Regions from separate parts of the Homo sapiens genome. Here regions 1 and 3 are each linked to region 2. A link is a loop called in an ENCODE intact Hi-C map of the cell type or tissue named here. Cell type or tissue: B cell. All regions are shown on one strand. Links, peaks and the distances in the headings refer to the core of each region. The heading gives the core; the rest is flanking DNA.

What was found. A loop is a pair of places that touch in the nucleus more often than their neighbours do. Peaks named below come from ENCODE experiments on the same cell type or tissue, not always from the same donor. Only the 100,000 strongest peaks of a DNase experiment are listed, where the experiment ranks them.
Region 1: it touches region 2 in a loop (31-fold over the local background); 5 of 110 quality-filtered maps call a loop at or near these places.
Region 3: it touches region 2 in a loop (14-fold over the local background); 2 of 110 quality-filtered maps call a loop at or near these places.

Annotation. Positions count from the first base shown.
Region 1 is chr14:90,253,517-90,260,056 of GRCh38, reverse strand. PSMC1 (proteasome 26S subunit, ATPase 1) reads right to left here and starts at 3,504. Exons shown (of 11, transcript NM_002802.3): 1 at 3,457-3,504; 2 at 844-897. The coding sequence starts at 3,459. RefSeq lists enhancers at 2,801-3,328, 3,214-3,453, 3,329-3,858. In B cell, for the core only: no CTCF peak of the experiment used is centred there; a DNase peak (open chromatin) is centred at 3,516; H3K4me3 peaks cover 1,764 bases; H3K27ac peaks cover 1,043 bases.
Region 2 is chr14:90,756,131-90,761,130 of GRCh38, reverse strand. All of the region lies in intron 3 of TTC7B (tetratricopeptide repeat domain 7B), which reads left to right. It overlaps LOC124903360 (a long non-coding RNA gene), which reads right to left and starts at 2,570. Exons shown (of 2, transcript XR_007064302.1): 1 at 2,231-2,570; 2 at 1,614-2,139. RefSeq lists a silencer at 2,464-2,803. In B cell, for the core only: CTCF peaks have their summits at 218 (motif pointing right), 2,320 and 2,520 (motif pointing right); DNase peaks (open chromatin) are centred at 320, 1,550, 2,000 and 2,600; H3K4me3 peaks cover 2,029 bases; H3K27ac peaks cover 1,862 bases.
Region 3 is chr14:89,698,799-89,705,338 of GRCh38, reverse strand. No RefSeq gene overlaps it. Among named protein-coding and RNA genes, the nearest start is that of FOXN3-AS2, 130 kb to the right of the region's middle. RefSeq lists a silencer at 3,615-3,674. In B cell, for the core only: no CTCF peak of the experiment used is centred there; a DNase peak (open chromatin) is centred at 3,608; H3K4me3 peaks cover 1,346 bases; H3K27ac peaks cover 1,082 bases.

The DNA.
Region 1 (6,540 bases), core at 959-5,958, 500 kb after region 2:
ATTTATTTCTGTACCACCATCATCTATTTTCAGGTGGTACAATTTTCCTTATCTTTTAGGATGTTATTAAAAACCTGACTTGTTTCACATTCCTGCAATTTTAATAAGTAAATATGATTATAATAAGTAAATGTAGGCTGGGTGTGGTGGCTCACGTATGTAATCCCAGCATTTTGGGAGGCTGAGGCGGGAGGATCACTTGAGGTCAGGAGTTTGAGACCAGCTTGGCCAACATGGTGAAACTCCATCTCTACTAAAAATACAAAAATTAGCCGGGTGTGGTGGCAGGCACCTGTAATCCCAGCTACTCGGGAGGCTGAGACAGGAGAATTGCTTGAACCCAGGAGGCGGAGGTTGCAGTGAGCCGAGATCATGCCACTGCACTCCAGCCTGGGTGACTCCGTCTCAATAATAATAATAATAACAAATGAAAATAAATGTAATCGTTTTACCATACACATAAGTGACAATTAGCCATATTATTCCAATAAGGTATAGAGGGTTAAGAATCAAGTTATATGCCAAAAGTTTAGGTAACCTGAGACAATCTTCATACCTCAGGCTATTAGACACCAAAATTATAGGCAATTTACTTTAATACTTCTATAATGTCATTGCTTTTACACAAATAAATAACTCATAAATACCTATCTGATGGTTAGGTCAATAACCTTTTCTAAAGCATGAAAAGCATATTTATTGTATCTGTAGGACAGGCTAGTTTAAAAACTACTGGATCATTCTACTTTTTAAAATTCATGAATCCCCACAGAACTTCTCAGCCGAGACCCATGACATTTTCCACAATTTGCTCATATCACAGGACAAATCTGGCATATTTACCTTGTCATCCTTCTTGCCACCTCCAGGACCATGACCACCACTCTGACTTTGACCCTGGAGGAGAAAAATCAGGCACAGATGTAAATTCAGAATATGATCACTTCAAAAGAATAACTTTATACTGTCCTGTGAGTCTATAACATGTCCTGTGAGTAACATTTCTCCCTCATTTGAACATTTCTGAACCCAAGATGTAATACTTGCAGTCAATGTGTGCATTTAGTGTGGCAGAATTTCTTTTTCCCTGAAAAGATGTTCGATAGATTACTGGTGCACCTGGCAATTGATTGCATCTTAGAATCAAGAACAACTCTATTGAGAAGTAGATACAACTAAAGAGGCTGAGAGTCTTAAGATCACCCCCCTCTTGAGGGGAAAATATGGAGCTTCACATCTCTTGATAGGAAACTACCGGACTGAAGCTATCAAGAATGTATTCCATAAAATCAGGCTATGAAAGCTACGTCATTTTACACACTCAAAAATCGTTTACCAATCATTTACCCCTTACTTAGATCACACCAAGATCCAGAAGACTTTCCTTCCAATAGCACCTTATCCAATTCCTACCCCTAAAGCCAGGGGGCTCTGGGGCAGGTCTTTCTTCTCAATCTGAAAAGCTCCATCACCTTAAGGTGTTAAGAACTTAGTGTATTAATAAACTCAGTGGGATTCCTGATTTTAAGAGACCCTACAGTTATAGGACAATGCTTAACACTGAGCAATGTCTCAGAAATGGTGGCATTTCAAATATAAAGATGAGTGAACTTACTGATTAGAAGGGCCCACTCAGCTCCCTCAAATCAGCTCCACACAGGCACTTCTAAATTAATACACCAACACTTCTTCACCTCTTGGGCATTTTACATGTTTCTCAGTCTTAAATAACAAGTACATCAATTACTGAACCCCTACTATATGCCAGGCAGTGTCCTAAACATTCTCCAAGTATTATCCCACTTAATTCTTACAAACACGATGACACTGGTACCATCATTACCCCCTCATTTGCAGATAAGAAGACCAAGGCCCAGAGAGCTTAAATGACTTGCCTGTTGTCACAAAGCTTGTCAGAGATGGAGCCAGGAATCACATTCAGGTTTGCTGAATGCCAAAACCTGGGTGTTTCTCTACTGTTCTAGAAAAAAAACGATGGGGCTTGTGTTCCAGCACAGCCACTTACTGTGTTTCCATTTCTTCCTTATCAAAATGAGGACAGTAGTAATTACCTCGAGGGAACTGTTGTAATAAATGAGAAAATGCTGGAAAAGTACTTGGTACATGCTTAGAATACTACCCAGAAATCCGTATAAGACCTCTATGAGGCCGGGCGCGGTGGCTCACGCCTGTAATCCCAACACTTTGGGAGGCCGAGGCGGGCGGATCATAAGGTCAGGAGTTCAGGACCAGCCTGGCCAACAGAGTGAAACGCCGTCTCTACAAAAATACAAAAATTAGCCGGGCGTAGTGGCGGGCGCCTATAGTCGCAGCTACTTGGAAGGCTAAGGCAGGAGAATCGCTTGAACCCGGGAGGCGGAGATCGCGCCACTGCACTCCAGCCTGGACGACAGACCAAGACTCCGTCTCAAAAAAATAAAAATTAAAATTAAAATAAAAAAGACCTCTATGAGATCTGGCCTTCTTGCCGTTCATGATACAGGTTAAACATTCCCATCTCAGGTCCTTTGCACTTGCTGTATCTTCTGCCTTGACCACATTTCCCTCAGACATCTGCAGGGGTTACTCCCTCAATTTCGGTCCGCTCAAATTTCACCTCCTCAGAGCTACCTTCGCTGACTCTATAAAAAGCAGCCACTCCTCCAAGCTATCCCTTTCTATACAATAACCATACAACAATGACCACCCCACCCCTGACATCATATTACATATTTCTGATGATTGTCTGCCTTCTGCTCTAGAATGTACGCACTATGAAGGCAGGGACTTCAATCAATCCTCAGTGTCTACAACAGAAGCTAGCCAAAAGTTTAACAACAACAACAAAACACCAAGTGCTCAGTAAATACTTGTTTAGTGAATTGATGAATAAATGCTAGCTGTTTTTATTATTACTACTGCACCACGGGCCCTTTCCGTCTTAGCTCCGCCTGTCATAACAACGTCTTTAAGGCCTCCTTCAAATGCCCCCAGCTCCGAAAGGCCTTCCACGACTCCGCGCTCAACTCCTCAGGTGGAATGAATCCCACCCTCTTCTCCAGCACCCTTCACCTGCCCGACTCAAAAAGCATTTTTCCCGGTGACTCGAGGAGGCGCCCCCGAAACTCCCAGCGCCGATCAGCAAAGCCCTGGTCGGCGGAGCAGCAAAGCCAGCGGCCTGATCCGTTCTGCCGCCCCACAAGACCACGCAGGAGACCCTCTCTCTGCTCTGAGCCCCGGCCCCAGGATCCCCGGGCAAGGCCCGTTGGTCGGCCCCGGCCCGCGGTGGACATGAGCGCGGTCTCTGGGAGCCTCCACCCGCCGAGAAGATCAGGCCGGCAAAAGGAGAAGAGGGCTGTCCCAGTTCCTCGGGCAGCCGCCTCTTTCTCTCGCCTCAGGCTGCTGAGACCCCATCGCACCGCGACGACCAGCGGAAAGAAACCCTTAGTCACTCACCATCTTGCCTTGGCCACTTGAGCTGCCGCTGCCGGAAGTTCCTCCACCACTGCGGCCCGCCAGAGGCGGAAGTCGTTAGGGACGCTACGGAAGCTGATAGGAACCAAATTCTGCGCTGACCAAGTTGTGCTCCAAGGGCTTGTGCGGGCGGTCTAGGGCAACGCAGCAGTTTATAAGCATAAAGTGAACTTTATAAATATTTTACTTGAAAGAAATTTTTGAATACCCGTTATGAGGCGCTTGTCAACAACTTAAGACAATGACCCCTACTGTCAAAGAATTAGGACAATCGTGAAAATATAAAATATTTAAATTATGCAAAATTTATAACTGGGAAGAACTTTATGGTTCTAAAAACTGGAATGGTATTTGGAACTGGGAAGTTGACATATACATTTGCACAAATATTTCAGTTATTATTCAGCTTCTGGAATTTAACCTGCACATCTGGGAGTATGTGTGTAACGAGTCTTCTAAACCTGTCTTTTTCTGATGACCTGTGACTTGTGATGATGCCAAATGTCTTAAATTCCTCATCTTGAAGCTGATTGGTAAAGTTCCTCATTTGTTACACCCTCCAGGACATCAGAAAAATGGCAACAATCCCTTCTGTTTCTGGAAATTTCATTAACAAGTGCTCAAAATACTGCATCTTTCTGAACTGGAGAAATGGATGATTTTTTTTCTGCTCCAGATTGATTTAGGGATTTTAGTTGTGAAACACTAAAAATATTTCCCTTATGAACACACAACAGGTATACTTCTTCCTTTTCATCATCACTGCAACACGGTAATAGAAAGTCTTAGCACTATCGACCTCTGTTAACAAATCTGGCATCTAGTGTACATGACACATGAAATCACACGATAGGACAGTATCACACATAGGATAGAGATGGTGAAACTCCCATCTCTACTAAAAATACAAAAATTAGTCGGGCATCATCGTGGGCATCTGTAATCCCAGCTGCTTGGGAGGTCGAGTCATGAGAATCTCTCGAACCTGGGAGGCGACGGTTGCAGTGAGATCACGCCCCTGCACTCCAGTCTAGGTGACAGAGCGAGACTCTGTCTCAAAAAAAAAAATTAATAAAAATTTAAAAAACAAAATAAATATCCTTTCCCTAATGCATTTTACAAGAAACAAGTAAATAGTAAAATATATAGTATGCCACATAGTGGTAAATGCCATAGGAAAAATTAATGCCTAGGAAAAATGCCTAGGATTAGGAGCATGCAGCAGTGGTGGGTGATTTTAACTTTAAATTGGATGATACTTGAGCAAAAGCCCGTAAGGCATGAAGGAGTAAGCTATTCAGATATCTGGTGGAAGAGCTTTCTAGGTAGAGGGAACAGCCAGGGCAGAGGCCCTGCAGTAGAAGCTGCAGAGGATGGAGATTAGAGACACCATATAGTGAAGAAGTCAGAAACAGGCACATAACTCCCAGTGGAAGCTCAGCGGTTAAAGGCGAGTCAATAGAACCCAGTAATGAAGAGAGTAGCCAACGTTGGCATCAGACTTTCCTATTGTGGCTGTAGGAAGTGACATAAAGTAAGCAGAAAATTTAAGTTTATCTACATAATGGACAGCTAAGAGAAAGCAGGGAGAGGATTAGAAAGACTACTTGGAGTGCTCAGCACTTGGGGAGGTTGGAAGTTGCAAGTGGAAAAGAGGGAGAGTTGCAGAGATGACTGTCAACCGGGTGGGGAGGATTGAGAGTCAGCCATAGGGCAAAAGAGATGCACAGGGGCTGGGCGCCGTGGCTCACGCCTGTAATCCCAGCACTTTGGGAGGCCGAGGCGGGTGGATCACCTGAGTTCAGGAGTTCAAGACCAACCTGACCAATATGGTGAAACCTCATGTCTACTGAAAATACAAAAATTAGCTGGGAGTGGTGGCAGATGCCTGTAATCTCAGGTACTCGGGAGGCTGAAACGGGACAATCGCTTGAACCTGGGAGGCGGAGGTTGCAGTTAGCCGAGATTGCGCCATTGCACTCCAGCCGGGGCGAAAAGAAGGAAAATCCATCTCAAAAAGAAAAAAAAAGAAAGTGACCATAAATGTAGTGCTCAAAGCTAGAAGGTCTCTGGGTTAGAAGTTCAACTTGGGTCTCACAGGGCTAAAATCAAGATACCAACAGGTTTCCTCTCCGGAGGCTCTGCTCTAGCTGTGTGACATCAGCAAGTCATCCTCATTTTCTCATCTGTATAACGGGATAATTATCTACCTTGCCGGCTGAGGATACGGAGAGGATAAAACTCTTGTTTTTTGATTCTTAAGAGATTTTTGCCAAAAGTAGATGGAATGGAGGCTGAGGTAGGAAGGTGTCCAAACGTGGACGGAGGGCTCATGCTAGGGTGGACAGAGGGGGCGGGGCCGGGGTGGACAGAGGGCAGGTGCCAGAGGCGAGCGTGCATCCTGTTCAGCAGCCCCCCTGCAACCTCAAGCACATCAGAACCAGCCCAGATGCTGACAAAATGCAGACTCTGGTGCCATCCGCCAGAGACTGTGATTCTATAGGCCCATGGCAGGGCCCAGACACCTGCATTTTAACAGATACCCCAAGGGATTCTGAGGCTGGGTGACTCATACACCACATTTTTAGAGCCGGAACTCCAGAACACTGGTCTGCAAAGCAGGGCAGCCACACCCTGGTGGCCCAGGGGCCCATTCGTGTGTTGGAAGAAGCCATCAGAATGACTTTTTATTTAAAAAATAAGAATAATTACTAATCAAACAGCCAAGGGGTTAACGCCAGGTCTCGTTTCCAGCCTTGTCACCAGTGAGCTGTGTTGTTGTGTCTCAGTTCTGTCGTCTGTGAAATAGGGACCTTTATAGTTCCTCCTTCATGGTGCCATTGTTTGAGGACTAAAGTAAAATGCTGAGAATTGCACTTGGCATAGGACAATTACTCTAGGTATCAGCTACTCTGATTATTATTATTATTTTGAGACAAGGTCTCATGCTGTTACCCAGACTGGAGTGCAGTGACAGAATCTTGGCTCATTGTAACCTCCACCCCCCAGGTTCAAGCGATTCTCCTGCCTCAGCCTCCCAAGTAGCTGGGATTACAGGCACCCGTC
Region 2 (5,000 bases), core at 1-5,000:
AAACTAAATATCTCCTAAAGTTAGCTTGACCTAAGCCCAGGAATACCATAGTTTGGGGGTTAATGGCAAGATAGGGGTTGGTTAGATCAGATTTCTTTCACTGTCATAATTTTCTCACTGTTACAATTTTTGCAAAGGCGATTTCAGGAGAAGGAGCCCATTTTCCTTGGAGGGTAGAGGGAAGATACTGGATTGGTTGAACATGGTGGAATCTCTTTGTCCACAAGAGGGTGCTATCCTGGGGAAACATTGGAATTCTTGGCTAGTGCTCAGCATATAGGTTTCCAGGCTATTGGCTTGTTGGTCAGGATTCAGGAATAGGTCTGCGTATAGGTGCAGGACTTGGTTAAAACCCAGGAGTGGCTGAAGCTCATTTGGAGGGCATGGCTAGAGGCTGGGCCCTGCAAGGCCCCAGCAAGTAACAAGACAGCTCCACCTATAAGCACAATGCCCCCCAGGGCTCTGGGCTAGTGAAGGGGTGGAGGGATGCCGATGACACAGAGCTTTCCCCTGGGGTTTACAATGCCTGAAATACATGAGCATTTGGACATTTGTGCCGGATTTACATTCTCAGTTAAGGTGATGTTAAAATGTGGTGAAGAGTGTAAATAGTGGCCTGAGTGTCAGGACAAGCCAGTGTGAGGTTTAAATGTATCATGTTGAGATAATCAGGAGCTAATTATCTCGAAAAAAGAGTCATCCTCTCCCTTATTGCTTGAATCTCGAGTTCAAGTCCTCCTGCTAACCCTGGCAGGTCTAGGTATGGCATGCACCTCTGCAGACTGTGGAGGATATGTCCTAGTCTTGGCAGGCTGGCTGCATGTCCTGCTGTGTCCCACCCATCCTCTGCTCCAGGCTGCCTGCCTCCTTGCCCACCTGCCCTCACCCCTGCCAGGCCAACCCCCCACCTCTGTTTATCTTCTCCATCCATCTGGGAGTCATCTCTTCCCTGTGCTGAGTCCGCCCTTGGTGACACCCGTTGTTGCATACAGACCTCTCCAGCCCCGTTTGTCCACACCAATCTCTCCATCCTCTGATTCCACCTCTATTTATAGCTAGTACCATCTAATTTGGCATTCAGATTTTAATTATTTCACATCTGCCATTTGCCTCTCTCAAACTAGACTGTATAATTAATTAATTCATTAAATCAGCAAATATGTGAGTGCTTATTCTGGGTTGGGTGTTGAGGCTGTGTCATATCTAAGCTGCCTGCTTTATCTCCCTGCATGTGCGCCAGGGACAACAGTGCCTGCTGCACAGGGGTGCCTGTGACGGGGCCATTCTTTAACATTTTGCCCTGGCATCCAGGGGCACACTATTGAAGATAAACTCTAGCTGAATAACACACAAGGTGCCTAAGCAAAAGGGCAAACTTCTCAGTATATTCTGAGATCCACTCCATTTCAGAATAGGTTTTGGTTTGGGCCTGATATAAAAACAAATACTCTTGTGTCTAATGCCTCTTCTGCCTACACTCACCGACGAGCTGGTTCATCTCAATTTGTCAACTTTCAAGCTGTTTGGCTCTCAAGGGACTGCCTCCCACTGCTCATTTCCTCTGACAGCAGGTGACTCTCTGGGCCTCCTTAATGCAGTTTTCGCCTCTGCAATGTGTGGTGGTGGCCGCTGTAGTTTTTATTCTTAGGGTTTGGGTGCTTACTTCTAGGATCTCTTTGGGGCCTAGACTGCTACAAAGCTAGTAAGGTTGTAAGACATCACCTAGGCCAGACTCGTGTTTTATATTTTAAAACTCCTAGTACGGTGCTTGTTCCGTCACCACCCATCCCTTGGCTTCCATCGTTTCCAAACCATGTCTGGTGTTCATTTTCTTCTCCCAAATGTTCGTGATGCTTTGGGAATGCAAAAAGCATCCATATTTGGAAAGCTCAGAACTCTCTCGGGGGCGGGAGCAGAACACAGATTGTTCTGTGGAGAAGGAGAGAGTCATGTGCGGCTCAGAGCGTGGCTCTCCGGAGTGGGTCGGAGTGGGACAGAAGAGCAGGAAGGAAGCTGGGGCCGGCCTGGCTGGGCCTTCCTCGAACCAGGCAGAGGCAGGCAGCTGCCCTGCAGGGCCCACCGCAGTCTCTCAAGACAGACAGAGGAACGGTTTGTTGAGTGCCTACTGTGTGCCAGGTTCTGGAATTGTAAAAATATAATACATTATTAATAATGACTACAGCATTAAAATAATTCCTTCTAGACACTGTTCTAAGCACTTGTCCCTTACCTCCCTTTATCCTCACAACAACTCCAGAGCTAGAGACAGGAATAGAGCCCCCATTTGAGAAGGGGAGTGAGGGGTGCCTGCTTCCTGGACTGCGGCTAGCAGGTCATTTGGGGAGGGGCTCCCAGGTGCAGATTCCGCCGAGTCCGGACTGAAGGAGGACACGTCGATCCTGGTGTGCTGGGAGGTGCCTTAGTTTGCGTTTAGCGGCCTGTGAACGAGTCTTGGGACCTCTAAAAGCTGACTCAGGGCCACATCAGCTAGGACTCGCTGCTAGCTGCCGCCCAAGGTCGTCCCGCAGCCCCTCGGCAGCCGCCGCCAGGGGTCGCGGGAGCCGCGTTCTAGCGCAGTCGCGCGCCACAGTTGCGCATGCGCGGAGCTGCTCCGGGCGTCCTCGGCCGGGTCGGCCTTGGGACCGTGCCCCCCCTGCCCCGCCCCGCCCATCTCCCCTCCCCTCGCGTTTCGCCCCGCCCCGCTCACTGCTGTCCCCGACCCCGCCCCGCCCCACTCTCTTGCCCCGTCTCGCCCCGCCCCTCCTTGCGCTCTCGCCCCGCCGCGCCCCGCCCCGCCCCGCCCCGCCGTCCTGGAGCCAGTGCCCTGCATCTCGCGCAGGTGCCGCCGCAGGACTGCAGGACTGGTTCCTGCCGCGGCCACCGGGACAGTGGTGCCCCAAGGCCGGCTGACCATTTGAAGCCCCTGTACTTGGGTTGATTCCGCGATTCAACTCGAGTTCAGGGATGGAGAAGAAAGGCAAACTTGCCAACTCTCTTGATTAACCTCGCATTAGTGAGCCTTCTTAGGGACTCACCAAGCCGAGCTCTCTGGGAGGCGTTCACACTCACAGGCCCTGGCTGTTCGCAGGCAGCAGCTGAGCCTTCACCGATGTGCCCCTTTATTGTTTTCTGAGACCATATTTATAGAGACTCTCGTAGAAGCTGACAGCATTTAATACGTTAAACATTCAATGCGTGGGTATTTACAAAGAGAAAGGATGTAAAGGTGCGTTTCCTGCTTTAGCAGGAATTGAAGTACGTCATATTTTTCGTGGACCGAAAATTCCTGGTCATAAGGACTATAAAAGCCCAAAGAGGATTTTCCTGGAGTGTTCCTTGAGAGATTCATGTCTTCAAGTGAGATCTAATCCCAGTCTTTATGAATTGGATATTTGCTAATGACCATGATCTTCTAGGTGTCATCCTAGAGCCGTAGGACAGACAAGTGACCACTGACATTGCCTTTTCCCCGGCAGAAAAAGTCTCCAGTCTGTTGGGAGCTGTGTGGCAACTGCTGTGGACCTGCTGTGGTAGTAAGCTCATTGGATCAGGATTTGCCCATGTGACCTTGGGCAAATCATCTCTGAGCTTGAATCTCCTCATTTGCAAAGAGAGGACAGGAGAGAAGATAGAGCTCGATCTTTTTTCCTTGAGAATCTGCTTTTCTTTTCTTTCTTTCTTTTTTTAGAGACAGGGTCCTGCCCTGTCACCCAGGCTGGAGTGCAGTAGTGCGATCATAGCTCCCTGCAGCCCCAAACTCCTGGGCTCAAATGATACTCCTACCTTGTCCTCCCAAAGTGCTGGGAATACAGATGTGAGCCACCGCGCCAGGACTGCTTTTCATTTTTGGAAACATTGAGATCACTTCGGGTGCAGTGAAACAAGTAGTTTTATAGAAAAGTCCATGAGTGGAGGGAACGGGGTGGTTCAGGGGAGCTTTCCGGGGTGCTTTCTTTTGCCTATGTAGGAAACCCAGAGATGTGGTAGTAGGGGTTGTGAGGGGGCGCTGTGGGGCCATGCCTGGTGGAGATCCACCACGTTAAGCCTTCTGCTAACTGTTTGTCTCTGACTCCATGATCTCTTCTGCCTCTTCCCATTCTGGATTCTGCTCATGGTGGGCGGCTAGATGGGTGTATTGCATGTGGCCGCTCATCTCAGGTTGCTGGTCAAAGCTTCCTGTTTATATTTAGAGAGTGTAAGAAGAGTAAGAACCCTTTTATTGCCACTGACCCATATTCATATTTAATGTTGCTTGTGTTAGTCGGCTCCTCATTGGTTCTCTTTTTGGAAGCAAGCAGGGACTTAGAGAGTCCAGAGGAAGCTCAGAGGGCTGGAGCTTTAGTTCAGGTTGGCTGAGGTGCTTGTTCTTAATTCTTCTGTGACACCATGTCTGTCTCAGTCACTGCATTTTTAACATTGTTTTGAAAACATTTCTCGGCCAGGCGCGGTGGCTCACACCTGTAATCCCAGCACTTTGGGAGGCCGAGGCAGGCAGATCACCTGAGGTCAGGAGTTTGAGACCAGCCTGGCTAACATGGTGAAACCCCGTTTCTACTAAAAATACAAAAAATTAGCTGGGTGTGGTGGCGCACGCCTGTAGTCCCAGCTACTCGGGAGGCTGAGGCAGGAGAATCGCTTGAACCCAGAAGGCGGAAGTTGCAGTGAGCCGAGATCGCGCCATTGCACTCCAGCCTAGGTGACAAGACTGAAACTGTCTCAAAAAAACAAAAAAACAAAAAAAAAAAACAAAAAAAAAAAGAAGAAAATAAAATAAAACATCTTTCTCTTCCACTAGAGGTGAAATTTCTCAAGGACAAAGAGATTTCTTAAGGGCAGAGTCCTGTTCTGTGAAGCCCACCCCTAGCCCAGAGTGCTGCCCGCAGTTGGTGCCTAGTGAGAATTTGTGGAATGGAGCAAGCACAGGACTCCTGTTCACTGGCTGCTCTCACTCCTTGCTATAGTTGGGGACCTCAGAGGCTACACTTACTCATCACACCAGT
Region 3 (6,540 bases), core at 734-5,733, 1.1 Mb after region 2:
TTCATCCTGGAAAGAACGGACATCATTTTGTTCTGACTGGGATTGGTACAAATTCTGTGTATGGATTTGCCCTTCCTGCTTGCAGTGCTTTGACAAGATCTAATATAGGACTCAGAATGTCTGATTTACTAAGAGAATCCACAAAGCATTTTTTTCCTCACTTTTTGGTAGAGGAAATATGTTGGTAGTCACATAACTGTGAGATCCACTGGTCCCACAACATATCACACCATTCAGAAACATCTATCCTGATAATATCATAACCATTTTTTGAAGGCATAGCTAGGCACAAACTTAGAAATGATACTGTGTGAGGTTGGGGCATTATGCTTCAGGATGCAGTATGTGACTTAAACCAATAACCATTATACTATATTGCATCTCTAGTGAGTTGAGTGCATGGGTCTGGGAAGCAAAGGGTGGAAATAGGAGTAGCCTGGCTCACCATCACTCTCAGAGAACTTCTTAGGGGAATGTATGCTTCCTGTCCTCACAATTGTAGAGCATTAGGTCTAGAGGTTCTAGTTCCTGGAGGAAAATGCTTTGCACCAGTGGACACAAGAAGAGTCCCACTAAACAAAACTACAGCTACTGTCCTATTTTGGACTCCATGAAGGGGGAAAAAAAAGCAGTTATATAATGGTAGGGGTAACTGACCACTATTATAAGGAAGTAGGGCTGCTGCTACATAATGGGACAGGGAGGAACATTTTTCCACTCAAAAACCATTACCTAATAAAGACATGGTAGTACAGAATTTAGATCCCTCAAAGATGACGTTTTGGGTCACTTCATTGGGCAAGCCACCTACACTGGCAGCAGGGCTAGTTGAGGACCAGGCGCAGTGGCTCATGCCTGTAATCGCAGCACTTTGGGAGTCAGAGGCAGGTGGATCACAAGGTCAGGAGATCGAGACCATCCTGGCCAGCATGGTGAAACCCCATCTCTACTAAAAATACAAAAAAAATTAGCTAGGCGCGGTGGTGCGCGCCTGTAGTCCCAGCTACTTGGGAGGCTGAGGGAGGAAAATCACTTGAACTCAGGAGGCAGAGATTGCAGTGAACCAAGATGGCGCCACTGCACTCCAGCCTGGCAACAGAGTGAGACTCTGTCTCAAAAAAAAAAAAATGGGGGGCTAGTTGAGGTTGAGGAGAATCTAGAATGGATGATAGGGAAGAAAGATTATGGTATAATTTGACTGTGTCTCCACCCAAATCTCATCTTGAATTGTAGTTCCCATAATCTCCAAGTATCACAGGAGGGACCCCGTGGGAGGTAACTGAATCATGGGCGTGGTTTCCCCCATGCTATTCAAGTGATAGTGAGTGAGTTCTCATGAGATCTGATGATTTTATAAGGGGCTTGCCCCTTCACTCAGCTTTCATTCTTCTTCCAGCAGCCATGTGAAGAAGGATGTCTTTGCTTCCCCTTCCACCATGATTGTAAGTTTCCTGAGGCTTCCCCAGCCATGCTGAACTGTGAGTCAATTAAACCTCTTCATAAATTACCCAGTCTCAGGTTAGCACCATGAGAAGGAACTAATACAGATGATGAATATGTTATTGTCTTAGGACCAGCTGCAGCAGCAAGGGCTATCTATGGTCTGTCTTTTTTGAATAAGCTGTGACATGATGAAGTGAAACTGACGTGAGAAGCATGTTGATATCGTTTGGATTTGTGTCCACACCCAAATCCCATGTGGATTTGTAATCCCCAGTGTTGGAGGTGGGGGCCTGGTGGGAGGTAACTGGATTATGGGAATAGATTTCCCCTTTGGTGCTGTTCTCATGAGTGAGTTATGGCAAGATCTGGTTGCTTAAAAGTGTGTAGCATCTCCCCTTCTCTTCCTTGGTCCTGCCCTGGCCATGTAGGATGTACCTGCTTCTCTTTCACTTCCCACCATGATTGAAGGTTTCTTGAGATCTCCCCAGAAGCTAAGCAGAGGCCACCATACTTCCTGTACAGCCTGCAGAGCCATGAGCCAATTAAACCTCTTTTCTCTGTAAATTTTGCAGCCTCAGGTATTTCTTTATAGCAGCCTGAGAACGAACTAATGCACATGTGGATCTAAGTGGTGCAGGGGGTGGACTGTCATGGGTGTTGTTGGTGCTCTGCCCAGATCCCTTCATATCCCCCTTTCCAGTTCATTGCCCCTAGCCCCAGCTTCTAAGTGGTTTACTCCTAAAGGTTCATACCCCTTCCTTCAGAGAACTTCCTTCCCTTAATCTATAGGAGCCACTTCACTGCAGAAGAGGTATTAAGCACCTAGACTCACTTAACGCGTCTAAATTAAGTGCCTAGACTCACCCAGACTCACCTCAGAACCAGAAGTGCTAGGTATTTTTGTCCCCCCACCCTTTCCAGGAAAGACTATAGCCAGTGACTAATTGGTGCAGGGTTATGAAAACCCCAGCTCCCTTGCCTCAAGTTGGGATAAATTCTAATTTATGCTCCAGAACTAGCTGGGGATCTTGCTGGGGCTGGAACTTCACCTTAAATTGCTCCCTTGCTTGGCTGCTTCTTTCCTATTCTGCTTCCCTTTCTAGTTTCTCCTGGAAGCTCTTCCTTAATAAATTGCTTGCACGCAAATCCTTGGCAACCCAAGACAGTTCCCTAGTAGAAAATACACTCTCGAGCTTCAAGTCAGTGACAAGGAAATAAAGAAAAAAAAAAAAAAAAAAAAACACTTAGTGAACAGCTATGGTTTACAAGAAAAAAAAAAAAAAATGTTAAAGCCCAGAATGGAGTACCTACCATGAGTCAATTGTCTTTGGTTTGGATTTTCATTTCCTAAGAATTTGATGATCATAAGTGGTTATTCTGGTAGTACATTACAGAGTGGGACATCTGTAAATTATCAATGATACATCAACATAAACCGTATGCCCCAGATTTTTTGGACAACCTTGATTTCAAGTTTTTAATCCCCTTGTCAGACCATGTTCCAGACAGTGTGTCCTGGCTGGTGTGGGTGTTTGGACAGCAAAGGGGGATGCTGGGCTAGCCAAGAGGCAGCTGAGAGGACGAACTTGAGCATTATAAAAAGGCAGACACTTGAAGTTAATAAGCACAACTGGACTTCAAGTCCTGGCTCCACCCCAACCAGCTGTAGGCCACATTTTATTCCTGTTAAAATGAAGTTCCCAGCTCCCACCTCACAGGATTGAAAATGAGGTGATGTATACAAAACGCTTAGCATTGCTCCTGGATTTCGTGAAGTTCAAGAGATGGTTCCTTTGGAGGGGAAGAAGAGTGGGTGAAGAACCCTCCAGTGGAGTTTGGGGACTTCATTGTCCTAATAGAGCCGGCAGGGGATGGGGGACCAGAGGTCGAGAGCCCACGTTGAAGCGTTGCATTCATCTAAATTTGCTGAGCGCCGTCTCCCTCCCAGGGCGCGGGACTCAATACTTGTACGCCAAGGGGGAAAAGGCCGTCAACTCGACCTGGAAGGGACGGCGCAACGCAGAATGAGCCGCGAGGCCCCGGGCCACCACGTGGCTTCCCGATGGCCTCCCCCGACCCTCCCCCACTCCGGCCCCGCAGGGGAAGTAGGTGAAGGGTGGAAGCCGAGAGACCGCGCCGCGGAGGCGGCCCGCCGCCGGTTTCCTAGCAACGCCCGCCCCGCCCCGCCCCGCTGGCGCGCCGGCGCCGGGAAGCGGGGGGGGGGCGGACCGCCGTTGCCATGGCAGCGCGGCGGCCGCGCCCGACGCCGCCGGCGCCTGCGGGAAACGCGGGCCAGGGGCCCAGAGTGGGCTGCCAGGTGGCGTCCCTGCCTAGCTCCCACTCCGGGATGGACCAGACCTCGCGCCCGGGGGTGTCAGTGGAGAAACCGAGTCGCCCCGAAAGGTGGCAGGGCCGCAAGGCCGGTCGGCCCCACTCACTCCCCCGCCGACTGGGGCGACTGAGAGCTTGGAGACTTTCCAGTTTGTCTGGTGGGGTCTGAGTTGGTCTTCGGGGCCGGAGTAGGCCAAGGGAATTTTTTTGATTTTGGAATCTCTTCGGACCTTTTTTCCACACCTAGTCAAGACTGCACGCGTGTGCACACACGCATACGCACGTCTGCAGCCTGATGTCCCATCCTTTTACCCTAGGTGTTGTCACCTGAAGGTTCTTTAATCTCGGAAAGAGAATATGCAAAAGATAGCAGCTGCCAAAAGCTGCCTTTTAAAACGACTTTGAAAATCAGTGTTATTTCCCGAGGGCCATTTAAACGGAAAACCTCCGTGCCTGGAAGGGTGTTCTAGATTCTGGACTCAAATTTGCATTATTCTAAATCACTTTTTGCAGTGAGCTGCGATTGGAGAATTCAGTTGTGGAGTATTAAATTTAACCGTACACCCATTTAGCTAGTGTAATGATCGCTTGGCCAAAAGACCCACTCACAAAGACAAAGCCACACGCTTCTCAGTCGTTCTCTGGCTTGAGTGTTTTTAATAGAGGCGGAGTCAGTCACATGTTTGTGAGTTTAATCAAATTGACAAGGGCTCTGAGCGAGAAAAGCTTACTGTCTAATTCGAAGGCAACATTAGGTACATAGAGATGCATTCTCTTTGGACTTATTTGAATCAGAGCTTTTCAAATGGAATCCTCTCCTGCACATATTTTTCTCGATCTGCTGCAACTGGAAAATTTAAATCAAAATCTTATTTCTTATATTCATTTTGATGGTAAATGTGCTGGTAAATGTGTCTGCGCTGAGATTCTGCATTTTCTTGATCAACAAGGAAATGCGCAGCAATCACTGTGAATTGAGCACCTTGCTGATTGAGCAACACTTAAACCTAGAGGCATGAACGACCATAATCTTGGGATGAGAATCCCCTGTAGTATATTTCAAAAGCATATTCACAGCTAACCTTTTTCCACTCCAAAGGATCATTCACTTGGAACTTTTTTATTCTTCATCTTGCCAGACTATTTAATTTCTTCTAAAACCACTTTGACACACTTTTTAGTTTGAAAACGTGATTGTGTTTGGACAAGTGATCATATAAAATTAATTTATACACACACACACACACACACACACATATACACAATGTCCTCTTAATCTTAGATCATTTTTTCCCAGTATCAAAACAGAACCTTTAATTTGCATGGTGGAGGGTAGAAGATAAATTCAGAAAGCTAAACCAAAAGTCTGAACAGAATAGTTTTATGTTTAGCACTATGGAGGGAAAAAAACGATGAAACTGTGTATACCTAATGACTTTGTGTGCAAAGGGCAAATCATTAAATTAATTTGCTGTACATTTGGTAGTTAAAATGTACCAAATGTATGGGCCCAATGGCTCATACCTGTAATCTCAGCGTTTTGGGAGGCTGACGCAGGCAGACTGCTTGAGCCAAGGGGTTCGAGAGCAGCCTAGACAACATGGTGAAACCCCGTCTCTACAAAAAATACAAAAATTAGCCGGGTATGGTGGCATATGCCTGTAGTCCCAGCTACTTGGGAGGCTGAGGTGGGAGAATCAGTTGAGCCCAGGAAGTTGAGGCTGTAGTGAGCTGTGATTGTCCCACTAGACTTCAACCTGGGCAACAGAGCAAGACCCTGTCTGAAAAAAAATTGTTTAATGTTATAATAGCAACAAAAATAAAAGTGAATTTTACAATAAAATAAGGGCATTTGCATACATGAATTTTTATTTGGAAACTTTCATAGCCCCTCTGATTATTCATTCATTATCCTAAAGTTCTTTCCACAGAGGTTATTATCAGACTGAGCCCAGAACAACTTGGCCACAGAATATTGGTAAGGGTCCATAAGTGTCTGCAGATAGAATTGCCCAGATCAGCTGTTTAACTGGTTGGTCTCTCTAGACAGAGGTTTAGTTACACACATGAGTTAGCCCAACCTTCACTCCCTATACTTCATTGACCACTTGGCAGTGTTAAATAGACACCAGAGAAGCCCATATGATTTATGCATGCCCTACTTTATTAATAATATTGGAATGTTGACAACCTCACTAGATTTTCCACATAATTTCCTAACGTGGAAATGATCTCCATACAGCCGTTCCAGTTAGTTGCCAGGATCACAAAGTTTCTGCCTTATCATTTATGGTTATTGTTACCTCGGGAACCTAATATTTATCAAACACGAGATCCATTTTGCATGCTCACCTTTTCCTCTTTTTCAAATAATCAGTGACCTTAAGCTTTAAGCATCTTATCGTTATTACAGACTACCAGCCTCTTATCTAATCCTGCATTAAACTCGATTTACTGCTTTATCTATACCACTTTAATCTTTTAGAAGCTTATCATAATATGGACTCTTTAATGAAATATTTTTATAATAAGAATAAACTAACCTTTCTCTATTTTCCCAGATCTCTCTACTTTTGCTCATTTACCTATATGCCTTTATCCTTCTTTAAATATTTATGTTTCCCAGTTTCATTCCTTATATACAATGAAATAAGCCCAAATGCTTATCTTGTTACCACAGAAATGGTTGTGTTCCCACAAAATATGGAATCTTCTCGTTTAGCTCCTACTGTCTTATATTTAGCTCTCCTGATCTCAGTAAAATAC